2 separate regions of the Mus musculus genome follow, and region 2 is linked to region 1. Evidence: chromatin loops called from intact Hi-C (ENCODE). Cell type or tissue: heart. All regions are shown on one strand.

Region 1 (8,000 bases):
AGGTGATTAGTTTTAGAGTCTCCAAACTTTAACATGCATGCAGAAAGGGAAACAAAAACAAAACAAAACCCAGAACTCTTTCTTTAAACTCTCTTTTACTCTGGTTCACCCGCCCCCACCCCACCCTTGTTGATCTTAACATGGCTGAGCTGTGGGCACTTCCAGAGGCAAGCACCTGCTTCCACCCCAATTTCCTCTTCATTGAGGTTTGCCCCAGAGAGGATGAGCCAGGGAGCATTGCCTGCAAACGTTGTCTTGACTGTGGACCATAGGTTTAGGCTTTCTGAAGATGTGAGCAGTCCAAACCCCTTACAGATCCCTGAGGCTCTTCACCAGCAGCCAGCCATGCTTGATCCCCCTGCCAGCCTGAGACGCTCCCCCCACTAGACCATTTGTTGTACTAAAAATTTAAGCTGCAACCCCATTCTTTAGATTTTGAGTTTAGAGCCCAGCTAGTCCTTAAATTGTCCTCTCCTGACTGCAGTCCTGGGACAGGCTTCCCTGGGCTATACAAATCAGGTATTCCTGAGACTTCACAGGATCTCTGAGAGAAAAGACACCAGGCACATTTGAGATAAGGTCCTAGTTGGGCTCATCTGGAACTCCGTTTTAACTATGGATCAACTTGCCTGCAGGGCCCACCTGCTTCAGGAGCAGAAATACATTCCTGCCCAAAGCACTCTGCTTTCCCTTGTTGTCAGAGATCTGTTGAACCTACCTTCAGGGTGGGCTAGGCTGGGCCTCACAGGAAGACAGTCCTCACAGGAAGACAGTCCCCTCTGGGCATGGCCAGCGGGGGGCAAGAACATCAGAACCTCTGTGAACTCTGGCTTGTGTTCATGCAAATGGCCAGGTGGCCCGAGTCCTTAATAGGGCTTGGATCGTCTGGGGAGCCAAGGAGATTTTACATTTGCCAGGATTGATAGCATAGAGGCACCCCCAGGGAGTTAGCAGGACACCCAGAGCCATGGAGGAGGAGGTGGGAAGCTGGGGACAAGTACTGCCCACAGTGGTACATTTCAGCTCTCCTCTAAACTTGGGAATTCATCCATGGTCCCCAACTCCCCAGATCAGTTTGTCTACATCTAGAGATGTAGAGAGTTGTGTGGCGGCAATTCTAAACCGACTTTGTTTGAGGGTAAGAAGGAATGGGGAATTTTAAAGATCAACTGGCAAACTTTTGAGGTGTTCTGGAATTCGCCAGGCAGAGACTCAGAGACTGAAGCTGTGACCACGGAGCATCCATATTCCCTAGAGAGGATCAGGGCCAGCTGCCTTAAAGATACTTGCCAGAGAATGACTTCACTTCTTTTCTAGAGCAATCAGATTAGCATGTAGTGTCTTTATCTGCAGATCAGTTTACTCTTAGGTCCCCCTAAGGATAGTTTTATTAGGACCACAGGATTTCACCAACCACTGGGACAATTATTGCAGGTGAAGGTATTTATGGGGAAGGTATATAATCTGATTTAGTAATCTAGCCTGTGCTGCTAAACGCAGCAGCTCTGTAGGAAACAAACTTAAAGGAATTTTGTGTAATGTTCTTTGAAGTTAAGACTGAGAAGTAGGGTTCGTTTTTTTGTTTTGTTTTGTTTTTGTTTTTTAAGAGCCTCCTCTCTTCCACTTCCTCATCAGCTGACCAACTAAATTGACCTGACGCCTAACCCTGAACCGCAGGGATTCCAGACAGGAAGTGTAAGCTGGCTACCTGAGCTGTTGGCTCCTGAGGTGACTCCCGTGAGTTCTGCTCCCGATCTGGAACCTTCAGGACCAATGGGAGAGTCTAAGTTCCTTTCATACTTGGGCTGGCAAAGGTCTGAGCATTTTGGAGCAGGTGTGTCACTTTAGAGTTGGGTCAGTTGGAGGACTGCACACCGGGACTCACAAAGTAGAGATAAGATCTCACTTCCTGAAGTTTGCTGAGGCCTGTACACTCTTTCAGGGACCCGGCTCAGTTTCTCCCAAGACTTGCTTCCTTGAGTTAGGAAATAATTCTCAAGTGTGCTCCCTCACCTACACACAGCTCAGTTCTAAATGTGGCCAGACTCTGAAACCCTATCGTGCCCACCCGTTCCCAGTAGCCAGCCTGGCCTCCTGCTCTGCTAAGTGGAAGGACAGAGCACCTAGTAGACCCATGGTCGCTCTCTGGTTCCCCAACCCAACCAGTCTCTGGGATAAACTGGTCCTAGGCAATCCGGCCATCCGACGTCCCCATACCTTGCACTAAATTCCAAGAGACACCAGTCCAGTTTTCCCCATCCCAACCCCGGCGCACAACCGCAGCGATCACTTACATGGGCAAGGCCCGCAAGGCGAAGAGACCTTCGGTTCAGATGGCATCCAAGCGGCTGCGTTGGGCGCACAGGACGGCACTCCACACCCCAAAACAGGCACTAAGAAGGAGCTATTAAAATCGCGAGTACGACAGGAAGACCAGGACGAGGCGAGTTGGAGTTCTTAGTTGGTTGGTGTTACAAAGCCTCACCTTGTGGTTTGGCGATTAAGGAAAAAACAAAAACAAAACAAAAAACCTTTCAGGCGATGGCAAACCCTTTATTGGTTTACGAATTTTGGACTGTTGTTTTTTGTTTTGTTTTTTTCCTCTTTCTTTTGTTTTTCTCTTTTGCTCCAACCAACATGCTGCATGAAATGTTTCTGCGCACAGCCTCATGCCTTTAATCAGAAGAGGAAATCTTTAGGCAGGAGCTGCTGCTGAAGGAGAGAGAGAGAGAGAGAGAGAGAGAGAGAGAGAGAGAGAGAGAGAGAGAGAGAGAGAGAGAGAGAATGAGAATGAATCCCCTGTACTCATATCTGTAACGACATCACCGATGTAATTTGTTTTGAATGTTCATTTTTATTGGTGTTCCCTCTGCCAAAATGTGCTTGATTACAGAGGTCTCCCTGTGATCACTGTGCACTCCAGATAGGGGAAGGTGCCGCGGCGCAGGTTCAGCTCAGGCCAGATCAAATCCCCGGGCTGTTTAACGCTGAAAGGCTGCATGTTGCTATTAGTGTTAAATATATGGCTAATTATGCGTATGAAAATTAAACATCAGTGTTATGCTAATGGGGCGCCTTCAGCTGCGGATCTGAGCACTTGAGACTACCATTTAATCAAATGAATCAGTAACTAATACGTGTGCACGTGTGAACTTTCACAAGATCATTTCCCCCGGTCCCCGTCACACCGCTAAATTATGAAAGAAATAATTATCAACACTTTCTAATTACCTAACAAAGTAATTTGGGATTCATCGTGGGGCTGGCGGGATTGGGAACCAACAGTCCCTAGCAACCAGCGTAGTTTGCGCCACGCGAGGTGGTGTGTGGTAGTAGTGGGGGGGTGGAGTGCGAGAGAATCTTTTGTGCACTTTTCAACACTTGCACCCAGATGGTAGACAGCGCGCTTTGGCAGCTCTTTCCTTCACCAGCTTCCCCACCTCACCCCCGGGCCCGGAGGCTCCAGCTTTGGCCACTGGAGGTGAGGAAGAGATCGGGCGACAGAGAGGGGCATATCTAAACACAAATATTCAAGCCTACCACTGATCAGGATTTGCTGAGGGTGTCGGTGTCTCCCTAGGACTCCCAAACCCCAAGTACTCTGGCCAGACCCCAGGAGGTCGGAAAATGACCACCTGGCAGGAGTTCGATGCACCAGCCACCAGGCGACTGCGGGCCCTCAGGACTCCACGCTGAGCCGCGCCCTCGGGGCGAGTGAGCCCGGGGCTCGTGGCTCAGGGGGAGTGGAGAGGGGAGGGGGAGGCAGGAAGGTTGGGAGGGAAAGGAGGGGGGAGGCGGTGCGGCCGCCTTTCCTGGGTGGAGAAGCGTGGGTTCCTGGCTCTCCACGCGCACTGCTTTGATCAGACCCGTGCAGCCTCGAGCTGGAGTGGCCAGCTGGGCCTGGAGAGATGCGAGCAAGCCCCTGGGAACGGTGGCAACGGCGGGGCGGCGGCCGAGTGAGTGAGTTGGGCCAGAGGGCCCCCAAACCCAGATCCCCGGGATGTGGCCGAGAGAACCCCAACCTGGGAGGCGCGGCCTGGAGCGCGCTGAGCTAGGCACAAGACGCTCAGAAGGACCGCTGGCTGCAGGCTACCTGGGTTGTCGCCCAGTGCGCGACTCCGCGATCCAGAGACCGCGGCCGGACTCTGGAGCGGCGCTCCGCACCGGACTAGGTGACCTCAAGAAGAAGTGGTCCGGGGTCCCAGGCGTTGGGGGCGGGCGAAGGGTGGGGACAGCAAGGGGGAGGGCGACGGCAGGGCGCGGCTGGTTGGTTTCTGGGGCGGGAAGCGCGCGAGGGAGGCGGGAGGCTGGAGTCGCGCGCCTTCGAGGTTCCTGCGCGGACGCCGCAGCCCATTGTGCGTCCCGCTCCGCGCGCTCTGTTGCAGAGGAGCCCCGGCCGGGACGTGTGGACCGGATTCTCCCCAGGCCGGGCCGCGTCGCCCGCTCTAGTCCAGCCGAGCCCGAGCTTCTCGGACCAATCCCCGGTGATTATGCAAGAGAGCCGACCAATCAGCTCCACCAGCTCATGAATATTTATGACCTTGGCTGAGTCAAAGCTTTGAACCGAGTTTGGGGAGCTCGGCAGCATCATGCTTAGACTTTTCAAAGAGACAAACTCCATTTTCTTATGAATGGAAAGTGAAAACCCCTGTTCCGCTTAAATTGGGTTCCTTCCTGTCCTGAGAAACATAGAGACCCCCAAAAGGGAAGCAGAGGAGAGAAAGACCCACACCCAGACCCCGCGAGAAGAGATGACCATGACCACCATGCCAGAAAGTCTCAACAGCCCCGTGTCGGGCAAGGCTGTGTTTATGGAGTTTGGGCCGCCCAACCAGCAAATGTCTCCTTCTCCCATGTCCCACGGGCACTACTCCATGCACTGTTTACACTCGGCGGGCCATTCGCAGCCCGACGGTGCCTACAGTTCGGCCTCATCCTTCTCCCGACCGCTGGGCTACCCCTACGTCAACTCGGTCAGCAGCCACGCGTCCAGCCCCTACATCAGTTCCGTGCAGTCCTACCCCGGCAGCGCCAGCCTCGCCCAGAGCCGCCTGGAGGACCCAGGTACGTGCGCTTGCCAGGGACAAGGAGAGAAGGGAAGGAGAATAGGAGAGAGGGGGAGAAGGGGAGGGGGAAAGAGAAAAGACAAGAGAGTGTGGGGTAGAGAGGTGGGTGGGGGTGGGGAAAGCGCGGAAGTAGTAGAGGTTTCGGATATCAATCTGTGGATCCTTGTCACTGAAAAGAAAAAAATTATAAGTCAATTCAATTTACAACTGTCCAGCAAAGGATAAATCCGAGCGCGTCTCCTGGCACTGGCTGGGCCTCTGGGCCGCTCGGTGCGCCGAGCACACAATGCCCTGCTGGAAAACAGAAACCCACATGTGCACGTATTAGTCTCGGTAATTATTTATTGCGTAGCGCTATAAACAATGTATGCAATTAAGGGTAATTAAACCTCAACTACCGCCTGCAAAAAATAGCAAACTTTCTCTGCAAAGGCAATAGCTGCGCTCTTGGGAACGACCCAATTCTGTCTGCAGCAGCCAGGGACGTGCGCTCGGACCTTGAGGGACCTTCGCAGTCTTTCAGGGTTTCTTGAACGTTCTTTTCCGGACCCTACTTCTGCCAACCCATCCATAGACATTCATTCTCGTCCCTCCTCACTAAAGGCAGTGCAGCATTAACAAGGGTCTCTGCTTCTGTTGTCCCTCCAGGGGCGGACTCCGAGAAGAGTACGGTGGTGGAAGGCGGCGAGGTGCGCTTTAACGGCAAAGGGAAAAAGATCCGTAAACCCAGGACAATTTATTCCAGTTTGCAGTTGCAGGCTTTGAACCGGAGGTTCCAACAAACTCAGTACTTAGCTCTGCCTGAGAGGGCGGAGCTGGCGGCCTCCTTGGGACTCACACAGACGCAGGTACCTGGCCGCTCTGCCAAACAAGCCTCGGGAGCTGGGCTCCAGCCCCAGGCTTCACATTTTTTGTTCGCTGGGCCTCTGGTTCTAGGTGTCACAGTCCGCCCCCCAACCCGTGTGTGTGTGTGTGTGTGTGTGTGTGTGTGTGTATCCACCTCTGACTTTCAGCGTCTCCTCTTCCTCCCTCAAACTGTTTGCCCTAGCTCGGACCCTACTCTCTGACCTGCAGGCTACCTGGTCTTCTGACCAGGCAGGGAACTGGAAGGATTTCCCCAGACGTTTTGTTTGGAGGTTCTGAGGTCACACGTGCCTGAACAACTGGAACAATAGAAGGGGGATTTAATCTTCCTTAGCCTTTAAAGTGTGCCACTAATCACTCAGGTCCTGGGCCTAAGCCTGCTTCCCCCACCTCCTTCTTCTTGCGAGGTGGCAGAGGCAGATCCTTCCCTCTGGCCCTTCACTTCCCAAGTTCCAGATCCTTAAGAAGAAGGGGGAAAAAAAAAGTGAGATTTTTCTTTTTTCTTCCTGCACTTCTCTAAGACCCTGGGCAGTTCCTAGGCATTCGAACGAGGGCCAGTCTGTCTCTAGATTTAGGTTGGAGCTGGGGAAAGCAAATACACCGTTGGGGGTGGGGGGGAGAATTGGTTTGAGTCTAAAGAGTTTAACAAAGACGCTGTAGCCTCTTCCAATAGTCCTACGAGGAAAGGAGATCTAATTTTAACAAATGCCCCCGCCCCCCACCCCGTTCCTATCTAGGTTTTAAATTTTCTTTATTGTTATTGCATTGTGCTGCATGAGGTCTTCCATAAACGTCGCCCAGGTGGCATCGTCTCATTTGCAAGCCAAGGCCTGGCTCTCCCCTGTTCTCTTATTCCCGGCTCTGATAGCTGCTCTAAAAGTTGCCAACAGCGGCTGGACCTGGGGCTCAATTTTCTGGCCTTTGGCCCTCATGGGGTGTGGGGAGGCGGTGGTCTCTGCCCCTCTGTCCTGGAGCTGTCAGCTTTCCCAAAGCAAGGAGGGCGGGTATTGTTGTCCACCCGTCCCTTTTCTCCTTGGACCTGGGTAGGCTCAATGGTCATAGTCCAGTCACGTTGTCGCCCGATCCTGCAGGTCAAGATATGGTTCCAGAACAAACGCTCCAAGTTCAAGAAGCTGATGAAGCAAGGCGGGGCAGCTCTGGAGGGCAGCGCGCTGGCGAACGGCAGAGCCTTGTCTGCCGGCTCCCCACCGGTACCACCCGGCTGGAATCCGAACTCCTCATCTGGGAAGGGCTCCGGCAGCAGCGCTGGCTCCTACGTCCCCAGCTATACATCATGGTATCCCTCAGCGCACCAAGAAGCTATGCAGCAGCCTCAACTGATGTGAGGTTATCAGTTCGCACTCACCCGCTTCCTGCCCGTCTCCCTTGGCCCGGCCCCTCCCGCCTCCAGGTTCATCCACCTTTTCGCACGCCCTGGGCCAGGAGGAGAAGAGCCCACGAGCGGGAGCAGGGGTGGGGGTGGGGAGCTAAAAATAAAAGAAAAAGGAACAGTGAAGGCAGAGGGCTTGCTGCTTCTCGGAGCCCCTAAAAGTCTGACTCAGCGACCTTTCAGCCCGAATCTGGTTTGGGCCACGGTGAACAGCAGAGTGGCCTCAAAGCGCAGGCACAGCCACTGGAGACAGCCAGTGCCACAAGATAACCCGCTGGACCGGACCAGACTCTCATCTTTGTGAGACTATCAGGAAAAACAAATACGTAGGAGGGGGAAATACGCTCTTTTTTGATTCTGTCCGTCTTTGTCTCCTTTTTGCACTGTCTGTGCGCCGAAGTCAAGGTCCTCGTGTGTCTGCTGTCCTCATTCTACGACCTCTCCAAAAAGTCACCAGGTCTGAGCCACACCGGTCTGCCGGCAGCCCATCCACCGAGTCCTGGACCACTTTTTCCTGAATGGTCTTCTTCCGGGCCCTGCTTGACCATCTATGTAGCTTGTTTGGGAAATGGGGGAAATCAGAGGGAGGGGGGTTAATTTATTGAAAAACAGACTTCATCTGACGCTGAGTGTTGGCCAATTCCAAATTCTCTGGGACATGGAGTGGGCGCTGTCCAAAC
Region 2 (8,000 bases), 160 kb before region 1:
ATCTTAATATGCTAGAAGGTAACAAAAAGTTGCTCCAACTAGATACAAAGTCTTTCCAGCAGTTTTATGCTTTCCTGGGACTAAGCAACTCTACACTGTTTCTCTCTTGCCTTCCAATACTGCAGAAGCCAAGTATGGTGTCTCCTGTTTGTAATCTGAACAATGAATTCAAGATTAGCCTGAGCTTCATAATGAGAATCAGACCAGCCTGGGCTATGTAGCAAGATTCTGACTAGAAAAACAAATGAACAAATAAAATAATAATACTATTAATAATAACAATAATAATGCTTGAGTCACTACTTTATGTTTAATGATGAATATAAATTAATAAACCACAAGTTTTCTGTACAAAAATAAAATAAAGACAATATCAAAATAATATTTAAAGAAGTAAGGTGTCACTCAGTGGTATAATATTTACCTAATATATATGATGAGTTTGATTCTCCAGCACCACAAAATAATAATAATAATGTGCAAAAAAGATACCACAAAAAGTATATGAAAAGCTAAAATAGCATAGTTATGAGCTTTCCAAGCTCCGACAATCACTACCCAGCCCAAAGAACAACACACACAAACCAGTAACAAATGAATAATGAGTCACATTTTCTTTTCTGTATAGAATTTCTAAAACTAGAAAAGACATCAGGGGCTGGTGAGATGGCTCAGCAGGTAAGAGCACCCCGACTGCTCTTCCGAAGGTCCGGAGTTCAAATCCCAGCAACCACATGGTGGCTCACAACCACCCATAATGAGATCTGACTCCTTCTTTGGAGTGTCTGAAGACAGCTACAGTGTACTTACATATAATAAATAAATAAATAAAAATTTAAAAAAAAAACCTTCTATCTCAATTTAAAAAAAAAAAAAAAGAAAAAAGAAAAGAAAAGACATCAGTTCCCATTTCCTTATGTTTTACCGGGTCCCACATGAGAAGATGAAACCTGGAAAGTCTAAATAATTCGCTTAAGGATAGGGAGCTATAGAGACCGAGGCCTGCGAATTAAACCCATCTTCCTTAAGGAAAAAAAAAAAAAGCCAGCTGTGATGATGTACATCTTTAATACCATCATTTGAGAGGCAAAGGCATCCAGATCTCTGTGAGTTCAAGGCCAGCCTGGTCTACATTGGGGGCATCCTTGAACTTGGGGTGAGGGATACACATGTTCCTGATACCTGTACTCTTCTTACTACATCATAGAGCATCTCAGCTGATTGTTTCCATATGTAACCAGAAAATAAAATTAGCTATAGTATACAAATTCTCCACAAACAACTGACCCTAATCATAGTACAGGGCTTATACTAATATGTTTTTGTGAACCCCAAACAACACTTGTAAGGAACAAAGGTCTTAACACACAAATGGTGAGGCTCTATTATAACTAGTTTTGTTCCAGAAAGGATCCTTTTAATACACTTTGTAAAACTCAAGGCTCCTAAGAAGCAAGGTTATACACACTTATAATCCCAGGACTCAGGAGGCTTGAGACAGAAAGATCAAACAAGTTCAAGGTACCCCAGGCAGATCTCTGTGAGGTTGAAGTCAGCCTGGTGTAACAGTTCCAGGGCAGCCAGAGTTACATGGTAACACCCTGTCTCCAATAAACAAAGACATATGAAAGAAAGAAAGGCTGTGCTACCTAAAAAGCCTTAGTCTAAAACATAAAAATTAAAAATAATTCTCATTTTTCTAATTCTCTTTTGTTTTCTTTTGGTGCTAACACTCAAATGCAGGGCTAAAGCAAGGTAGAGAAACACTTTATCCCTGACCTTTACCAATTCTCTTTCATAAACTACACTGTGTGTGGTCACCTATGCAGCCTCCTCCTCCCCACCAGGCCTGAGGAAACTACCTGTCCCGGATGGAAGTGCTATCCAGCTTAGACTCATTAGCAGACGCTAGAATCTGTTCCTAAGATAGAATCACAGACTTTTGGAATGGAAAGCAACCTTGAAGGTCACCTTTCATTTTACAGTGGAAAATAATACCCAGAAGGAGCCTGCCCGAGGTTAACAGTCTACAGAGACTCCACAGCCAGAATACAAGATTCTAAAAAACAGCTCTTCCAAGAAAAACATAACTTTTAGTAAAATACCTTAGGAATTTAAGAAAGCAAAGGCAAAAAACTAGGCGTAGTCAGGTGACTGATTCTAAAAGCTTAACATAAGTAAGGTATTTTAAGGTCAATCCTTACAAGACTTCCGGTTTTGTTTTGTTTTTGTTTGTTTGTTTTGGGTTTTTTTTTTTTTTTTGGTATTTTCGAGACAGGGTTTCTCTGTGTAGCCCTGGCTGTCCTGGAACTCACTCTGTATAGACCAGGCAGGCTTTGAACTCAGAAATCCGCCTGCCTCTGCCTCCCAAGTGCTGGGATTAAAGGCGTGTGTCACCACCGCCCGGCAAGACTTCCGTTTTTTTAACGTGTGTATGTTTATGCACCACATGCATGTGATGTGATGTCCTCAGAGGCTAGAAGTAGATGACAGATTCCCTGGAATTGGACTGCAGATGGCTGAGTGCTGCCATATGGGTGCTGGGAATCCAACCCAGGTCTTCTAGAACAGTGCTCTTAACTGCAGAGCCATCTCTCCCCACCCCTTTTTAAAAAATAATTTATTATTATAAGGAGCAGATGTGTGAGCACTGGTGCATATGCACAGATATATGAAAGTCAGAGGACAACTTTATATAGTTAGTTCTCTCCTTCGATATTTATATGGGTTCTGGGTAAAGCACCTTTATCCACTGAGTCATCTTACCAGCCTCCTTACAAAAGAATCTAAAGCAAACATGTTGTACCAACCCCTACCCCCATCCCCATCTATGGTTGCAATAAGTGGGAGGAGAAAGCGCAACTACAATAGTCATAAATTATCTGTGCAACAAATGTCATAGACATTTATGAGAAGGAAAATTTTATAAGTCATCCTAAGTCATGCAAACAAAAAGAGCAACTCCAGGAAAACCTCATATCAATCCCCAATAGAAAGAAAAATTTTCCAATCCGTTCTTACTAAGAGTACAAACGGCCGGGTATAGAGCCAATCGCAGCCCTCAGGAGGCAGAGGCAGGTAGATCCTCCGAGTTCCAGGACAGCCTGGTCTACAAAGCAAGTTCCAGGACAGCCAGAGCTACACAAGGAAAATCTGTCTCAAAAAAAAACCAAAACAAACCAAGTACAAAGGACATCCTCCACTCATGTTTGTGAGAAGAGCATTTCTCAAAGTTAGAGAGCTTAAAGAGGAATAACGATCATGTTCTTCCCATTCTTTCCCTGATGTAAAATTCTTTCACTTACCTGGAGGAATATGTTTCTCAGCTCATGAGGATCACCTCGTTTGGTTGTATGCACCTGAGGGGGGGGGGGGAATGACTGGTTAATGCTTAGCTAGAAACCACATAATCTCTTTAGATTATAGTTTACATCTGCTAACAACTCATTTATCTTTCATAAGGTCATTTAGTCTAAAAACAAACCCAAAGCTTAATTGCTGATAACACCTGTCAAACCGGAGATCTACGGCTAAGGGGTGGGAGAAAAGGGTGTGAATAGTGCAAGATAGAGCAAATTACAGACGGCACTTCCTGTGAACTGGAAAGGGAAACCAATGTAATCGTTTACTTTATTCCACAACTACTAGCAATACAGTAGCAACCACCAAGCTACAAATCCTGAGAGCCTCAAGAGAGGAGCAACAGGAGATGTAAAACAGCCAAATTAATAGCCGGGCCTAGCAGCCTTTCTTGTGGAAAGCAGAAACAGTACATCGTCATCTTGGCGACCCTTTCTCCATCTGACCTAAACCTTGAGAGCTGCCACAATACGGATACTTTCGACATCTGACAACCTGCCAGGCAAATGTCAACCAGTGCCCTGGGCTGTATTGTGGCCCCAAATGACAACACCCACCCCCTCCCCCACCGCGGATGCCCTGGGTATCCCCGGTTCTCCTGCCCGCTGACTCTCAGTCCCTCTCTGATGCTCTCCAACTCTGTGCTCGCAATCCCATGTACCTAGGACAAAACACTACTCTTTTCCTCCTCCCGACCATGGTCCTCAGGAGCCCCTCCAACTCACGATCCCTCCTCCTTCCCCTCCCCCAGCCGGGCATCCTCTTCGCTCCGGTCCAAGCCCAGCACAGCTCTCCACCCGCAATCTAGAGCCCCGGGACGCACTGGCTAAGAACCAGGCAAAGAAAGCAACGGAAAGAGGCGGGGGGCTGCACTCGGGGCCCTTGGAACGTCTCTTATGCAATAAAAGCAGCAGCAGAGAGTTGGAGTCACCTTGACCGCCATGCTGTGCTCGGAAGCCGGGAACGAGCGAGTGAGCGAGCTGGGCCGAGCTGTCAGGGCGCGCGCGCGCCACGGCCCGGGGCCGCGCCCGCGCTCCCTCCTGTCGCAGCGCCGCGCCCGTCTATATGCAAATGAGCTAGAGCGCGTCGGTGGTGCGCACCGAGTGGCCTTGGTTGATCCATCAGCGGGCCGGCGGGGCAGTCGCACCTCTTGCGGGGGACACCAGAGCTCCGGTCGCCGGATTCCAACGCGCAGTGTGAGCAGAGGCTCCTCTGGGCCAGCCCCAAGTCCCAAGGCCTGGCAGTGGGTGTGGCTTTGGGCACCGGCTTCAGCCAAAGTCGGTTCCCTCTTGGGGCTTAAAGGAACACTTGGGGCCTGTATTGAGCAAGGTTGGAAGCATATGAGAGCTTGTCCCATTAATAATGAGTTTATGACAACCAGTGACAAATATTGATAAGGAAAATGATTAGTTAGGTTTTTTAAAGGGAAAACCTAAGTAAACATAACTTCAGAAATATGCTCCTGAATTAACATTCCTTGGGATATCCCTAATGGTTTATTAATAGATTCGCTTCACTCTCTTAACCACCCAAATTCTTTGTACAATGTATATAGAAAACAACTTTATTTATCTTGGAGCTGGTACTTGCTATGCTGACTTTCTCTTCTACAGGAAACAATTCCTCTGTGAATTCCCAGCCCTGCCTTAAGCTAAATTAATGTCTCTAAAACTGAGGCTTGCCATTAAGATATGTGAGGGCCAGGCAAGTAGCTTAAGTTGCTGGAGTGCCTAACTAACATGCTGGAAGTCCCGGGTTCTATGCCCAGTAGCACATAAACTCTATCTTGGCGAAGTAGTATCCGACTGTAATCCCCAGGCTTGAGAAATGGAGGCAGGATAATCGGAATGTCATCCTCGGCTGCATAAGAGTTAGAGGCCAGCCTGGATGCATAAGACGCGTCTTCAAAGAAAAGAAAAACGAAAGGAATAGAGGAGAAGTAAGAAAGGGGAAGGGAGGGAGGCGGGGGGGGGGGGGTGTGTGGAGGGGGAAGAGGGGTGCGGATCCGAGGTGATAGCTCAGTCTGAGGCTCCTCAGAACTCATTAAAGGTAGAAAGATAATCAACACCTATTTTCCACATTTCATCTAAGCACTAAGGTGAATAAAATTAAAAATTGTTAAAAAAAAAAAAAGAAGGGGAGAAAAGATCCTATTAGTTCTCATATTGATATTCACCCAAATATTTACTAAAATCCTCCATGTGCTAGACATGGTCCTATTTGTAAAGTGTGGATATAAATACACATATATGCATATGAAGTATGTGTATAAGTAGTTATTTATTGCAAAGACCTTCTTTGCCACCATTATCATAGACCATTTTAAGTTATAAAACTAAATAGCAATCCTACATATTGTAGATATCATACCCTTGGCTCAATCATACTTAAATGTTGCAATATTTGATTATCCCTGGGTTATTACAAGAAAATTTGTAACAAGCTGATGATGTCTCCTGTAGTAGTATATTGCCTTTATTCCCACCCACCAGTTATAGGCTTCGTGTGCTCACTTTTCAATATCTTTGAGACCAGGCAAGGGGATAAGTCTTTTTAAAAGAAACATGGTTGACTTGTTTAAAACTGATCATTAGTGCACTCGACATGGGTTTTGTGAGAGGGAAGGAAGTGATGAGATTTCTTGTCATTATAGTATTAAAATTAAATCTACTTAATTCATAAAATCATATACATGCCATGAATACTTGTGTCTATCAATAAATATGTGCTATTTGAAAATATCAGAGCCCAGTAAAAGCCAGACATTTAGCGATTGTGTTTACCCAGGACCTCAACCATATTTGGTTTTTTTTTTTTTTTTTTTTTTTTGGTTATTGTTTAGTTGGTTGCCTTTTGTTTATTTGTTTTGAGACAGGGTTTCTCTGTGTAGCCCTGGCTGTCCTGGAACTTGCTCTGTGGGCCAGGGTACCCTCAAACTCACAGAGACCCACCTTGCCTCTCTATCCAGAGTGTTGGGATTAAGGGGAGCATAACTACATCCAACTACTATTTTCTTTCTTTCTTTCTTTTTAAGATTTTATTTATTTATTTTATGTATATGAGTAAAGTAGCTGTCTCCACACATACCAGATAAGGGGATTGGATCCCATTACAGATGGTTGTGAGCCATAATGTTGTTGCTAATTGAACTCAGGACCTCTGGAAGAGCAGTCAGTGCTCTTAGCCACTGAGCCATCTCTCCAGCCCTTATTTTCTTTCTTAAGTGAGACATGCTCCTTTAAATTAAAAAAGGGGGGGGGGGGGCGTAAATAGTGATGGAAAACCAGGTTCCCATATGTGAGTGACTGCTGGGCCTTTATCTTTTGCCATGCACAAAAACTTCCCTCAAAATGTATTTTTAAAGGGGAAACATAAGATCTACAGCCATAAAACTCCCAGAAGGAAACGCATGGAACGGGGAGCTCTCTGACACTGCCTCAGGTAGTAACAATCACACCAAAGCCAAAGCTCGGGTCACAAGTGAGACTGCATCAAACTAAAGTGCTTCTGTGCAGCAAAGTGAAGAACAAAATGAAGAGGGCAGCCTACAGGTTGGGAAAAATATTTTTAAATTATTAACATCCGAGAGTCATATTGAGAAAACTTATACAACACAGTAGTAAATATCCTCTAATCAGTGAATGAAAGATTTGAAGAGACAATTGCTCTAAAAATGATATAAAAAAATGGTCAAGGCGTCGGGTGGTGGTGGCACACGCCTTTAATCCCAGCACTCGGGAGGCAGAGGCAGGCAGATTTCTGAGTTCGAGGCCAGCCTGGTCTACAAAGTGAGTTCCAGGACAGCCAGGGATACACAGAGAAACCCTGTCTCAAAAGAAACAAAACAAAACAAAACAAAAATGGCCAATAGGTATCCAAAAAAGAAGCTCAAGATTGTTTATCACCAGAGAAAGAGCAAATACTGTGACCTGTCACTCCCAACCCCCCCGCCCCAAGACTGTTATCAAGAAAAGAAAAAAAATGCTACCAAGTACCAGCAAGGGTATAGAGGTGAGGACATTCTTATCTAGTAGAATCATTTAGAAACCAGTACAAAGATTCCTAGAGATGTTAAATTTTATATATGCAACTAAAAATGTATATACATAACTAAAAATGTATATGTATAATCTAGATCCCACTTCTGGTCCTATTCCCAAAATATACAAATAATCACATTGTAACTGTACCCACTCTTCTATTTGACAGGTCATAGCAGTTCTGTGGAAGGCATCAACTGTGTCTTATGTCCTGTCTAGTACCCCTCCTAAACTGCATGTAGCAGCCCTGTAGGGAGTGTGTGTGCACCACATCCATCCAGAAACCTATAGAGATCAGAAGAGGGCAAGAGATTCCCTAGAACTGGAGTTACAGGCAGTCGTGAGCAGCAACGTGGTTGTGAGAAACCAACCTGGGTCCTCAGCTAGAGAAACGAATCCTCTTAACTGCAGAGCTATTTCTCCTGTCCCAATTACAGTGACTTACAAGTATTTCTTTTCTTTCTATTTATATTTTATTTTATTTTATTTTATTTTATTTTATTTTGATGTAGCCCTGGCTATCCAGGAACTCCCTCTATAGACTAGCCTGGCTTCAAACTCAGAGATTTGCCTGCTTCTGTCTCTTGAGTGTTAGGATTA

The links. A loop is a pair of places that touch in the nucleus more often than their neighbours do. Peaks named below come from ENCODE experiments on the same cell type or tissue, not always from the same donor. Only the 100,000 strongest peaks of a DNase experiment are listed, where the experiment ranks them.
Region 2: a loop joins it to region 1, with 2.2 times the contacts of the local background. A loop is called at or near these places in 2 of 42 quality-filtered maps.

The regions. Positions count from the first base shown.
Region 1 is chr2:71,525,243-71,533,242 of GRCm38, forward strand. It overlaps Dlx1 (distal-less homeobox 1), which reads left to right and starts at 4,203. Exons shown (of 3, transcript NM_010053.2): 1 at 4,203-5,064; 2 at 5,715-5,914; 3 at 7,022-8,000. The coding sequence starts at 4,752. The coding sequence ends at 7,276. It also overlaps Dlx1as. In heart, no CTCF peak of the experiment used is centred here; a DNase peak (open chromatin) is centred at 4,479; H3K4me3 peaks cover 4,239 bases; H3K27ac peaks cover 2,544 bases; H3K27me3 peaks cover 7,547 bases.
Region 2 is chr2:71,363,222-71,371,221 of GRCm38, forward strand. It overlaps Slc25a12 (solute carrier family 25 (mitochondrial carrier, Aralar), member 12), which reads right to left and starts at 4,534. Exons shown (of 18, transcript NM_172436.4): 1 at 4,292-4,534; 2 at 3,306-3,359. The coding sequence starts at 4,303. In heart, no CTCF peak of the experiment used is centred here; a DNase peak (open chromatin) is centred at 4,480; H3K4me3 peaks cover 2,223 bases; H3K27ac peaks cover 1,561 bases.